2 separate regions of the Homo sapiens genome follow, and region 2 is linked to region 1. The links are chromatin contacts, found by Hi-C in ENCODE. All regions are on one chromosome and are shown on one strand. Each heading gives the region's core, a stretch centred on a gene start or an enhancer-like site at or near the end of the contact. The rest is flanking DNA. Distances are from core to core; before and after follow the strand shown. Region 1 has its middle 50 kb from the start of DSG1. Region 2 holds the start of DSG4 (desmoglein 4).

What was found. A loop is a pair of places that touch in the nucleus more often than their neighbours do.
Region 2: a loop to region 1 is called in a map of chondrocyte, with 2.3 times the contacts of the local background. The contact joins the promoter of DSG4 here to the enhancer-like site in region 1. A Hi-C loop is called at or near these places in 1 of 168 maps with a recorded cell type or tissue (chondrocyte).

Annotation. Positions count from the first base shown.
Region 1 is chr18:31,265,188-31,272,075 of GRCh38, reverse strand. No RefSeq gene overlaps it. Among named protein-coding and RNA genes, the nearest start is that of DSG1, 50 kb to the left of the region's middle. RefSeq lists an enhancer at 3,756-3,875. Within about 2 kb of position 2,885, at least 2 of the 41 ENCODE cell types and tissues checked have a DNase peak (open chromatin) inside an H3K27ac peak, as active enhancers do.
Region 2 is chr18:31,373,468-31,380,355 of GRCh38, reverse strand. DSG4 (desmoglein 4) reads right to left here and starts at 3,579. Exons shown (of 16, transcript NM_177986.5): 1 at 3,397-3,579. The coding sequence starts at 3,444. All of the region lies in intron 1 of DSG1-AS1 (DSG1 antisense RNA 1), which reads left to right.

The DNA of each region.
Region 1 (6,888 bases), core at 1,636-4,135:
TGTAGTCATAAGGTGGCGTAATGGTTTAAAGTGTACTCTGAAATCAGACTTCCCAGATTTGAATCATATTTCAACATCATTGCTACCTTGGATAAGTTTCTTTACATCTCTGTGCCTCAGTTTCCTCATCTATAATAGGGGACAATAGTAGAACCTACTAGTATATTTGTTGTAAGTATTAAATGAGATAATACATGTAAAATATACATAGTAAACACTTAAAGAATGTTAGCTATTATTATCTACTCCTTAGTTTGTAAATCACTGAAAAATGGACTCTATTTTATTCATCTTTGGATCCCTGATAATTATCATGATTAATAGCATATAGTAATAACTTAATGAACAACATTTTCATGTATAACAAGTTTTCTAAAGATTCCTTTATGGCTTTGAAAAAACTAAAGCATTTTGGATAAACCTATAAAAGAGTAGATAACTAGACTGGTTAAAAGTAAAACTATTCGGAAGAAAAATGAAATTACTAGAAAAAATATAATCCTTGAAACTGGAGGTTTGTTGGATGTAATGAATTGAAGAATTGGCCCCACAACTGCTTTTCACAGTTTTTGTTGATGAGTAAAGTTGTTTGCTAGGTAGGTTTTTTTAGAAATCAATTTATTTTCAATCACCAAAATCACATACCCGAGTAGGATGTGAGACCCAAATATATCATTTACAACTGGAATTTTCAGGATTTGGTCTGAGACTCTTCAACTATTCCTACAGTACAGCTCTAAAGCCATATGGTCACCCATTAGAAAACTAAAATAAAAAGATGGAAAATGTCAAGAGTTATTAAAAATGTAGAGCAGTTGGAGCTCTCGTACATTACAATTAAAATATAAATTGATAGAAATACTTTGGAAAATTATTTGGCACTATCTAGTAAAACACAGGAACATATACATAACCTATGGCTTAGCAATTCCACCTATCCCTTTCAGAAGTGAATAATATACACACTGAAAGACACATATAAGCATATCCATAGCAGGACTATTAATAATGTCCCCAAACTAGAAACTATTCAAACGTCCATCGTTAAAGCAAACTAAATATGTCCTGAGAATGGCTCCATACTTCTATATTTGAGTCATCGTGGATGAACAGTAATCTAACTTAATAGGTAGACAAGATTGAAAACCTAATTTAGGAGTATGGGCCTGTAACAATCGCTGAGTCTTGGCCAATCCCAGCAGCCTTACTTCAACCACTCAAACGCTGCCAAGTGTTCAAACTGTGTTCAAATAAGGCAAAGGCCAACCTGTAACCAATTCAGCTGTTTCTGTACCTCACTTTGGATTTCTGTACATCACTTCCCTTTTTTTTGTCTATGAATTTGTTCTGACCTTGAGGCATCCCTGGAGTCTCCCTGAATTTGCAGTGATTCTGAGGGCTGCTTGACTCACAAATTGTTCATTGTTCAATAAAACTACTTTAAATTTAATTTGGCCGAAGTTTTTCTTTTAACATCATCAATAATAGGTTGAATAATACATTACAGCACATTCATATAATGGAATACTATAGAGCAATGAGAATAACCAACTCAGAACAATCCCAAAATATGTGGATGAATCAGACTAACATACTATTGAGTGGAAGAAGCTATATGTCACAAAGGAGAACATATAGCATTATTTCATTTATTTAATGTAAACAAACAAAAACCAAAAAACAAAAACAGGCAAAACTTTGTTATCAGTATTCATGCCAGTGGTGACATTTGGAGAGTTAGTGATGGCTGGCCTTCTAGTAATGTTCTAGATCATGATTAAGGAGCTGGTTACATGGGTCTAGTTACCTGGTAAAAATTTATTGAGGCATATGCCTATAACAGGTGCACTTTTCCACATTTTATGTTAATTTTAGAAGTAATTAAACTTACTCTATGAGTTTGGACAGAGCTTCTTCTAAATTTGCTTTTATAAAGAGCTTTTTGAATCCCTTTAGAACTGACTAAAAGAAGGCGGCCAGAAAAATACACTGCAATGTCCTTGTCTTAAGTTCAAGACACTGCTGTGTCCAGAGGCATCACATTCTCTCTTCTCTGTCTGGAAGGGCAATTAATTCTAAGCCTGCCTCCCTGAAGTTTGAAGAAAAAAAAATAGTCCTTTCCCTAAGGTTTAGTGTTCTAACAGTATCAGGAGAACCCGGCCATAAACTCCAATGTTTCCCTGGCTTATCTCTTGCTGAGCTGGGGGACCTTTATGTCAACGAATTCCTCCGACACCATAGGTAGATTCAAGGAGGTCAAGCACCCTGGGCTGCTTAAAGAAAAATTAACACCAGCTTTTATCTACCAATTGTAGAAACTAAGAGTTTACTTTGCATCCATGTATTCTTATTTCCTTGTACTGGATGTTTACAGAGGAGAGTCAATATTCTAATGGGGAGTTTTTCACTTTCGGTGTGACAAGCCTGTTCTACCCATGGGCAAAGGAGGTTAGCTTGGGGTAGTTCTGCTTTGCCTCTCCGTTCTCTGTTCGTTTTGGCAAAAAACTGCATATGGACCTTTATTTTGAAGAAGGAATCAGGAAACATGTAAATGCATCTCAATTGCAAAGTATCTAAAATTTTCCAGGAAGATGATACTGAATAATTACACAAATTCTTGACTGCTAATGTTTTTACTGTGTTACTTTAGTGAAGCACCAGAAATGAGCTTGATGCTGTCATGATTCACTTATTATCACATCCCATGAGATGAGGAAGAGTTTAAAACACAGTTGGTGTCATTTTTGCTTTCAATGATAATTAAATTATGTGTTTGTTGCCCTTTCATGTGAAAGTCAGCTTGCTGGCAAGAACTAGTGTTTTCACTTTACTTGGTTTATGGCAAAGCTCCAACTCCTCGCTCAGTAGTCACTGATATTTCCTTTGTCTCAGGTGTCCACATCTCCTCCACTTGGCAGATGATCTCAGACCAGCTCTCCTTTTATTCATGACAACATTTTACTGCTTCTTCCTCCATGTTACTTTCCAAATTTATTTCCACCTTACTACTTCAGTCAACAAGATTTTTTTCCCCAGGTCTCTTGATCATCTCTCTCTCTCTGTCTCTCTTTCCTTTGCTCTCTCTCTCTTATTCCAAACATTATCTTTTATAATCAGATAATCTCCTGATTATCCTTTTTCCCCATTGGCCATATCCCTTAATTTTATTCTGATGCAATTATTGATCACTTATATGAACCCTTCCATTGCTTTTTGCATTTCTACTTTTATTTCTTTCTTATTTCTTTCACATTCCCATACTAGTCAGTCATGCCTGTTTTCTCCTTTTTTTACTTTTCTCTCTTCTATTCTATCACTTATGCTGAAGTTATCCCATATCCAGTTTAAAACAGGTTCCTCATTATTTTTCTTATATCTTCTCTTCCATAAGCTCTATTTGGCAAAATATATAATAAAGCAGACCAGTTCTTCTCTCTCCATACCCGCATCTGAATCTATGATAATGCTTGTGCAGTCGTACTACTTTGTCTATATTAGCTGAGGAATTTAAGACAAATCTTTTATACAATTTTAATTTACTTATCCCAAATATATATAAAAAATTTATTGGATGAACATGTTGAGAATTTTGGGTTTTCAATTTCAGTAAAGTGCATAGAACTTTTCCGGTCTTCACTTTCTATTTTTCCTGTACTCTGTAACATCTGGCTAAATCATGACTTTAGCCATTTCCCATCCTCCCAGAGTCTGTGTTGTGGCTGCTTCTGTGACTTCACAGTCCTGGTGCTTTTCTTCAACCTCTGGGAAATACCCCAGGAAAGTCCCTTAATATTCACTAGGTTCACAGCATCAGAAACTGCAGAGAGAAGGACAGAGGTGAAAAAAAGAAAGAAAAAAAAAAGGAAGAAAATAATCATATGCAGAAGAGTATGGGAAAGAGAAAGAAAGAAATGGAAAGAAAGAAAACATGAAAATGCAACAGGAATAGAGACAAAAATTCTGGTTGGGAAAACTCTGAAGAAAAAATAATGCTGAGATTACATCTGTTGCCTTCCAGGGAGTTTATCTTTGCTTAACCGTGGGTTAGCTGGCTGGCAAGTTACCATTTACAAAGAAGCAACATGTCTCTGAACCTATGAAATAAAGGGTTTCATTATTTTTCTGAGAAACATTTGCTTCTACAGCAATCTAATTTGGTATATGCATAATGATGAATGGGCACTAAAATCTAAATAGGGAGGTTATTGACCAAACACTGTAGAATTTAGATGTTTATCTTCATTTTTAGAGATGGAATAACAAAGAAGTGATGGAATCAAAATTATTATGACGGGGGAAAGCACATCTCATTTTGAAGGAAAATACCTAGGTTCAAAATAACTCTGTTGACCAATGATACAACTATTTCTTGCTATTAGAGTCCCTGATCACAAAGTACAGATGTGGAAACTTGGCTTTTAAAAATAATGATAACAGCCACAACCACCTGTGTAGTGCATTACAGTTTCAAAAGTAAATCATCAAACTATATTTTATTGTCAGATAAGAAAAGTTTGTGGGGTTTTATTTCAAAGTAACTGTGAAGTGAATTGAGTAAGTACTTTAAAACCCAATGTTTAAATTAAGATTTATTTCCCAATTTATGGGCCCACTCTTAGTTTCAAAAATCATAGTCATAGCATTTGTTATCATTATTTTCCTCACATTTCAAGAAATATGTAGAAGGAATTGGCATTAATATTATTATTATTATTATTATTATTTTTTGAGACGGAGTCTCGCTCGTCGCCCAGGCTGGAGTGCAGTGGCACGATCTCAGCTCACTGCAAGCTCCGCCTCCCGGGTTCACACCATTCTCCTGCCTCAGCCTCCCGAGTAGCTGGGACTACAGGTGCCCGCCACCACGTCCGGCTAACTTTTTGTATTTTTAGTAGAGACGGGGTTTCACCGTGTTAGCCAGGATGGTCTCAATCTCCTGACCTCATGATCCGCCCGCCTCGGCCTCCCAAAATGCAGGGATTACAGGCGTGAGCCACCGCACCCGGCCTATTATTTTTGTCTAAAGTATGACTCAAAATGAAAGTTAGAACGTTAAAATGTATGCCTGTCACTTTCTCACTTAGATAACGTTTCAGCAAGAAAAAAAATTAGTGTAATCAGAGAATCAACAGAAATCTTCACAGATTTCAGAAAAACCTTGAAAAAATATTTATATTGAGTTCAACTTATGTATTCCTCAGTAGAGACTATACTGTATAAATCTTCAAGAAATCATGTCATGATGAGTACTATTACATTGTTTTCATAATTATTAATGAGTGGTATTGTTGTTAATCCCTTTTATTAGGAAATGTAATATTACTCCATACATAAAAACTGCCTGCTGCAAAGGTTGGAGACAGATTTGCTTAGGATGCTGCCACCTTCAGGAAATTTTACCTTATGATAATTTTGTATTTATGATATTAAGGAAGACATTTCTGTTTAAGGGGCATTGAAAATTCTCTGTGCTCAAATTATAATTTTTTTTTTACCTAATAAGAGAGAATTGAAAAGTACTGTTAATATTTACAAATTCTATTTTGGAACACATTTGAAATGTGCTTTGTTATTCCATTGAGAAAAAAACATTTTTCATTAAAGAAGACATGATGCAAATTTTATATACTTTTAAGTATCATCCCTGAATTTGCAAAATATATTAACCACTACAAGTGATCAATAATTAAATAATACTACTGCTTAAAAGGGATTCAGTGATAAAGTAATTTACTTACAATTAATTTGCTCTCAGTTATGTAGCAATTAATATAGTTATGCTTAATTAATTCCATAAGATGTGATCAAATAAATCATGCTTTTATTTCAAAAATAATTTTCACTTAATACTGCGTTGAAATAGTACTGTTCAAAGTCATAGCTCATCACAAATGTAAATTTGCCCAAAACTAAGGATTTAAAAAGAGTTTTGGAATTGACAATAAACTCCTCAGTTTCCTCAATTCTCATCATGACCTGAAGACTAATATTATAGAAAAATAATAATTAAAAAGTGTTTCTTTACATATCTTGCTATGTATAGTCACATTTTTATGTTTCCATTGAATTAACATTCTTCCAAAACACATATACCTATACAAAAAACATTAGCTTATTAGAGTCTTTTTTTCTTTCACAAAAGGAACATGTTTTATTTTAACCACTGCAATTTCATAATAATTACACAAAGTTAATTATTTCTTTGTACTCCACCTCTAAATCCCCCTCACACCTCTTTTAAACATCTTTTTGTGCAGTGACTTTCTCTGAACATCCTTTCATCAATGGAAAAGTTTGAACTCTTTACATTTGTCAGTTTGATGGTTAAAGCTTTGTATGATTTGTGGTTGAAATGTTAATTTCTCCGATTTTAATGACGTTGAGGCTTTAAAAATATTTTATTGACCATTTGCATTTTCCTTTCAGTGAGTGCCTCAATTTGTGGGAGCTCTGTGACTGTCCAGTTATAAACAGTGGTTGTGATTTTGAGTAAAAATCATTTCCTTCTCTGAGCCCAAGTGTGCACCTCTGTGAAATTGTGGAATTACTTTTCTATGTCGTTGCTATGATGTTTACACGAAAATCACACATGAAAGTGACTGTTATAGGTCAATGCTTGCTAAACAAACATATAACAGTTTTTTACATCAGTTTTTATGACCTCATTTATTAGAATCTAGTCTCTCCATCACATTGCTCTTACACGTTTTGAGGATCTATTTCATTGCAGTTGAGACACTTAAGAACATTTTCTTATAAATAACAATTTACCCCTGCACTTAGAGGATGATCAAAAAGGAAATGGAGAATATTCACTTATATTTAGGAAGGCAGCAAAGAAGATGGTGTCCAGGCCTGGAAGTGAGCTCTTTTTTTTTTTTTTCAGAC
Region 2 (6,888 bases), core at 2,330-4,829, 110 kb before region 1:
CTCCTTCCTGGATACTTAAGAACTAGAAAAGAGTCAGACTACGTACTCAGGATCCAGAAGCTCTGTCCCCAACAAAAAAAGTATCTTTCAAAAAGGAAAAGGGTCATAGAATCCCAAGGGCCATGAAATCTTTTTAGGGCAGGATTTTTATCCTACAAGTCAATAGGTAGATATTCTTGAGAAAACTATACTAAGTTATAGGTCATGGTAATACTAGATATCTCTTGGGATATAAAGCTTTTTTTATATGAGGTTCTCCCCATGGACTCTGCAGGAATTTGAAGGCAAAAAATATAAACTTATCCACTGATTTAAAATACATTTAGTAATTCCTTAGCCACTTATATCAACAAAACAATCATAGAGGTGAGATTTGCTTCGATGTAACCTTTGCGGTGATGAGTACATTCTTTCTGTAATAAGCAGTACTGAAACCAATCATTTAAAGCAATCTAGGGTATTCTGTTTAGTACAAATATCAAGCCAAATAGGATAAGGTGTTTTTCTCTCTGTCATATTTCTGGAAATCTGCCTGACAAGTAAATAGAAACAAATTTCTGTTCCATGTTTCAGAATAACATATTTGAGTGCATGTGAGAACTAAATTGATAAGTGGCTAAGTTAATTTTAAATATGTTTTCAAATTTTGATGCCTGCTCTCAACTTGCAATGAGATAACAGCTATATTTAGCCACCTACCTTTTTAACTTCCAAGAATTAGACTATTTAATGGAAGTGCTTACATCTTATATGTAGCATGAATGGTCATCACACATAGAGAAAAATTCTTATCTGATAAATGGTTGTCTTTTATGACCTTATCCACTTGATATAATATAGGCCTCTTCCAGCTAATAACTGTCCTGCCGTAAGTGATTCCTTCCTTATAAAATTTATACAATCCATAGAATTGCCTAAATCCTCAGATTCTCCAGCCAAATTTATGAAAACTATTTATGAGCCAGAAATGAACTTCTACTATGTAAGTATTCAGTGGAGATAATTTTAGAATTGCAGTTTCTACAGTGGAAGCAACTTAATAACATCATGTCTAACCATACATTCTCACATGAGGTCAAAGGAAGCCCTGAGAAGTTGGGTGCTTTTGCCAAAGTTACACAGCCACTTTGAAGAGGAGCTGTAATTCAAACCCGGGACTTCTGAATCTCGATTCACTGTTGAATGTCCCTCACCACCCCTGTCTGTTTTATAGAAGAACATGATAAGCATCCTTAGGAAGAAAATGCCAAATGACTCGTGATAAAATCAGTGCCCTATTGTAATCTAGAGTTTTGAGTACCTTTTGCTGGTTAGCCAGTCAGAACTTTGTTTACAGTGCTCTTTGCGGTTGAGATGTAGCTGACACAAAGTACCTGTGAGTCTCTGAGAGGCTGCCACACCCTCATTAGTGTAAGCTGCAATGATGCCCCAGAGAGTCTTTGATTTAGTTAATGAAGAAGGGGCAGAGTTCAAGTTCAGGAAATTAAAGAGAAGTAGGCATGTCTACTTTCCTATAATATCTATAACATCTCATTGATTCTCCTTAAACAATTCTTGTATTTGTTTCAATTTTGAAATATGCCAGAAGTCTCTACCTCCCAATTCCAGACACTATTAATTGATATGGTAAGGGATCTTTTAGACAAGCATAAAGAAAAAAAATACTTAAAGAACTTTTTCACAATTACCGTGAAATGTCAAACACAAAGACTTCAATATCAATGAGGAGTAGGAGGAATTAAGTATTAAAAACGCTAGTATTACCAAGGAAAATAAATAAATACTACCAAAAAAAGATCCTGAGAGTCTGAAGTATAATACTCTTTCAAGATCAAGGAGAAGAATCAACTCTTCAATTAAATAATATTATCATAAATCATGCCTGTGCAGAAGGCAATGGGAGGCAAGATTTAGTGCTCAGAAGTGGCCTCTAAAATCTTGACACATACAATTTTCCTTACAGAAAACCAAAAGTTTATCTGAGTCAAAGCATGAATATACTCGGTAGAAGAGTAACAAGAGGTATATCCTCATAACTTACTATTTCAATTGAAGACCAAGTCCGATTCTTGCCTCTTCTTTTAGTAACATTTATTTTATTTAGTAAATAAATAATGATCATTGTAACAGAATATTGCCCTTCGTCTTATGTTTTTAAGTTTAAAAATATTTTTCAAAAATGGTATTGTTTAATAATCTGTCTCCTAAACTCAGAGGATGCAATATTCTACCACTGTTGTCACGTTCCCTTTTGAGCTTGGGGTTGTGTGCCCTTTGGCAGTGTTCGGCTCCCGCACTGCTCTTGAAGTTTAGAAATGTGAATTCCAGAAGAGTAGCTCTCACTGTGCCTCTTGGACAATGACGTGCTCCCATCTCTCCCAGCCCTAGCTACTCTCTGTCTCTTACAACTGATGTTCAGAGGAGTCTGGTATAATTGCCACTTGCCTAAGAATAGGATGGGAATCACTTTCTAAGCTTAGGTTGTAGCGCTAACCTGGATACTCCTGGGAGATTGAAGTGTGGCCAACTATAATGCATTTGTCTTAATTTACTTTGAAAAATTTGTACAGTTCCTAATAATCCTGTCCTCTTACCCTCCCAGAATTGGCAATAGTTTGTTGATTGGCCAACTGGAACTTTGTTCTTCTTTGGAGTTGGAATTATCTCTTTCTAGGGTAGGATATTTGCTATGCATGCTGCCTGTCTGGAAATCATGTCACACCTTGGGCACCCAAAGGTTAGAGGAAAGAAATATAATATCCAAGATGCCATGTTTACTGTAAAGAAATAAGTCATTTAAATATTTCTTTGCTGGTCTGTAGGAATGCATTCATAATTCCAGAAAAGTTTTGTCTTGATGGCTGGGCTTCATTTTTCTTTAGCAATATCTGACTGGAAAAAGTTCTCATGACTTTAGTATGTCATCATTAGTTGCAATGTAATTTCAACATGGCTATCATTCCTCCACTTTGAAAGAAACTCATAGGGAAATAACTATTGAAAAGAAATGGGTTTGATTAACTTCCCTTCAAATTTAGAACCCATTTGCACTGGCAGTTTTCACAGCAATCTATCTGATTTATTTATATGATCATAGAATATGAATTTTATTTCCAATTTAAAATTTTAGAATAGTCCTAACACTCAAAGTGAAGTAGATTATGTCTCTGAGGGCATATAAATTTAATTCAGCCAGATTCTCACCCCGCTTCTCTATGGCATTTTGTTCCTCAAGGCGGAGAGAGTTGTTTGAAATTAACAGAGGCTGGACTTCTAGAACTCTCTTTGCAGGAAGGAGATTAAAAATGGAATAAATCCCATGTAGAAAGCCCGACAGTTGACAGAGACAAGACCTTGAGGCTGCATTTCCTTCCCACCTCTTTAAATTCTACTTACCATTAGAATGATCAAAAGGCAAATGTTTCTGAAGAAGAGCCAATCCATTCCTTTGGGTTTCTCTTGCACGCAAATCCTGTGAGATTCAATTTGAGCCCTCGTCTTCTCAGTTCCGAATTCTGCTCTACAGAAAGATATGCTTTGAGACACCCTTTTAGGAGGGCATGGGTGATAACTGTGGTGATCTCTGGGCAGAGAGATGAAGATATTCTATAATGACTGTTTCCCCACCCCAAACTCCCAGGCTGGTCTGGAAGACTGGCATTGTTTGGGCTCTGGGTAAGAATTTAGACACACCTTGATTCTTATTGCAATGAAACCCTTTGTTGGACACCAAAGAAAAACCTTACAGAGCGAGGACAAGATTTACAGGGAAGATAGCCAGTGAATAATAAATTACTCACAACATAAAAAATAATTAAAATGCTAGGGCCTATCATCATGCTGAATAAAATTAGAAGGCTTCTTCTTACTGCCAACATTGTAAAAGCAAAATTACATATACTGACAACACATACACACACATGTCCACTGCAGAACCCACTTCAAGGAATGATACTTTTAGCAGAGGCCATTGTTGAAAGTCATCAGGACTCAAGTATGGTATAGGAAGAAAGATAGAATAATGACGCTCATTTCAATTCAGTTGAGTCCTGCTTCTCTCTTTAAAATGTCTTGTGGTTGAACCGCACTCTCAATTTTAAAGATTTTCTGAAATAACAAAGTTAAGATGAAGGAACTCTGATTTAACTAGTACCAGTATGTTTGTTTCCATACTTTGGCATTTTCTTTCTTGATTATTCAGTCAAACCTCTACAATATGATATTTACAAAATCATTTTAAAGTAACTACAATACAACATTCTCACTTCTCATAGTATTACCACTGATAAAAAGTACATAATGTGGGTGAGGAACACATTTTACACCACCACAAATATTTATTAAGGAGAAACTGAAGTTGGAAACGTGAGAATTTAATGAAAAAAAGCCCAGAGTGGGATCTGGATATTTTTGAATATTATTTCCCTTTTTCGTGTCTCCCTTTTCCTTTGTTAGTATGGGTTTGAAACAGGGTATAGAGTGTCCTGATGCAAACATTGCAGGCTGGCAGCAACATCAATAAACTTAAAAGAAAATGCAGTTAACTGTTCTCTGATTGATAGATAATACATGTTGGTTGGAGAATTTCAAAGGGAGACTGCCTCCTGTCTTCACTATCCCATCACTGTAATTCAGAAACAAGGTTGACCCTGGTAATAGAATGTATTCTAAGTATTGCTTAGTTTCTTGAGAAAAGTAGTTTTAGTATTTTTGGAAGCCAGATAAAGTAATTTACTTTTGCATTATTTCATGTCATGTTGAATTAGATAATTTAATTTGCCTAAGAGAATTAATGAAACAACTCCAGGTCTTTAAGTGACATTGCTTTTTACAAGGGAAAAACAACATTCTTCTCTATTGTTGTGTTTGAAGGAGATATTTCACAAAGGTCTCTATCTTTTGTTTACACTATAGATGATTTCTTCTACATATAAGATTTTTCTTATATTTTCTTCTAAATATAAGATTTTCTATCTACTTGAATGCTATTTATAGGATGAGTTTTAAAGAAAAGAAACAGGAAGCAATAGAAATAGGTACTAGATCATTTATGTGGGTACCTCTAGCTTTCTCCATTTGAAACTCCTGATTTCAATGGTATCCAGAATTTGAATCCAGATTATAATTATGAACATATTTAAAAGATTCTTCAGTAACTAAGGAGGAACTACCTGAAGCCCCATCATTTCATTTCTGTTTACTCCTTGGAGATTTGTGGGAATGATCTTTTGCTTTAAAGTTTTTTTTGGAGACAGAGTCTTGCTCTGCTTCTCAGGCTGGAGTGCAGTAGTGGTCTGAGTGCAGCTCACGGCAACCTCTGCCTCCTGAGTTCAAGTGATCCTCCCACCTCAGCCTCTCAAGTACTTGGGTTTACAGGTGCATGTCACCACACTTGGTTAATTTTAAAAATATTTTGTAGAGACAAGGTCCTGCTATATTGTCCAGGCTGGTCTCAAACTCGTGGGCTTAAGTGATCCTCCTGCCTTGGTCTCCTAAAGTACTGAGATTACAGGTGTGAGCTACTGTTTCCCACAGGGGATGGATGATTTTACAGTGGAATTCCCAAAGACAAAACTTGGTTATGGTTCTGAGCTTGTGTAGATAAAGAGTAGCTACTTCCGTTTCTCTTGAAGAGTATCAGTCATTGTAGAAACAGAGCATAAAACATTAATGCTTAAAGATACCACAGAGATCATATAATCCAATCTCTCCTATCTTGCCTCTCTCCTACCCATGTGATAGTGATAGTCTAGGGAGGCTGTATGGTTTATTAGGGTCAAAGATAGGCAAGAGTTCCATCTCCTCATTCATAGTCAGTTTATATAAATACCAAGCCACTTTTCATTATTAGCTACGTATGTGAAGGCAAAATAGTGGATGGTTAAACACTATTAGCTTTAAAAGACTTTCCCATACTTTAGAGTTTACTGAACTGTTGGTTCTATGAGCAGAATTTTTAGCAAGTTTTTTATAGTATTTATTTTTGATGTCAAACCAGTGACATTTCATTTGCTCAGATGAAACCATACATTGGCTTTTAGGGATGCTACTGATATTTAATTATTGTACTTATGCTTCTATAATATTGTATAAAGTAGCAAGACACCTTTATTCTCCACATCACATCTGTGTAGAACACAGTGAGAGCTTTAACACCTGTACTTTTCAAATCAATGCCACAAAAGGCAAGGAATTCAATACATGCCAATACAAGTCCTCTTTGAAAAACAGAAATGTAATTTATACAGACAAAGATATTGTGGAAATGACATTAGGGCAAACTTTTCCATCAAATTATTCTAGTCTAGGGTTACTACTGGATATTATTCAAATATCCAAGGACAATTCTATTTCTTGAAAGCAAGAGTTAGGGGGAAGGAAATTTAAAAAATAATTATGGTCCTAAAGTATGGTGGTCAAATGCAGCACAAGTTGTTTCCAGAGCTGACGCAAGCAAAAGGTTTTCATCTGCCTGGGCCTGGGGAGGCGGGGACAAAAGGTAAACAAGGCTTGTCAGGGTTTTGACCTAGAGTCATTGCTGTGAACACATGTCTGTTCACCTACCACACTGAAGATAAACATCCTGTCCCCTCATTAAAGGCAACTTATGTATGGCAACAAGGGGCCGGCCAACCAGGTTATTTAGTGGGTGTTAGAAATCATAGAGATTAAACATCAGTTTCGTAAAGAGTTATGTTATTTCCATAAAGATGATGTTAGTTTACACCCTAAAATCATGCTTACATCCTGACAGAGATGCCTTGTTGATTATCTCTGTGAATTCACAGGTATAGGATGTATTCCAAATAAGTGGAGACAGAAGAGCGTGGCTTCTAGCTGTATGTTAAATAAAGCGTATTACTTACATACTTATTGCATACTTGCTAC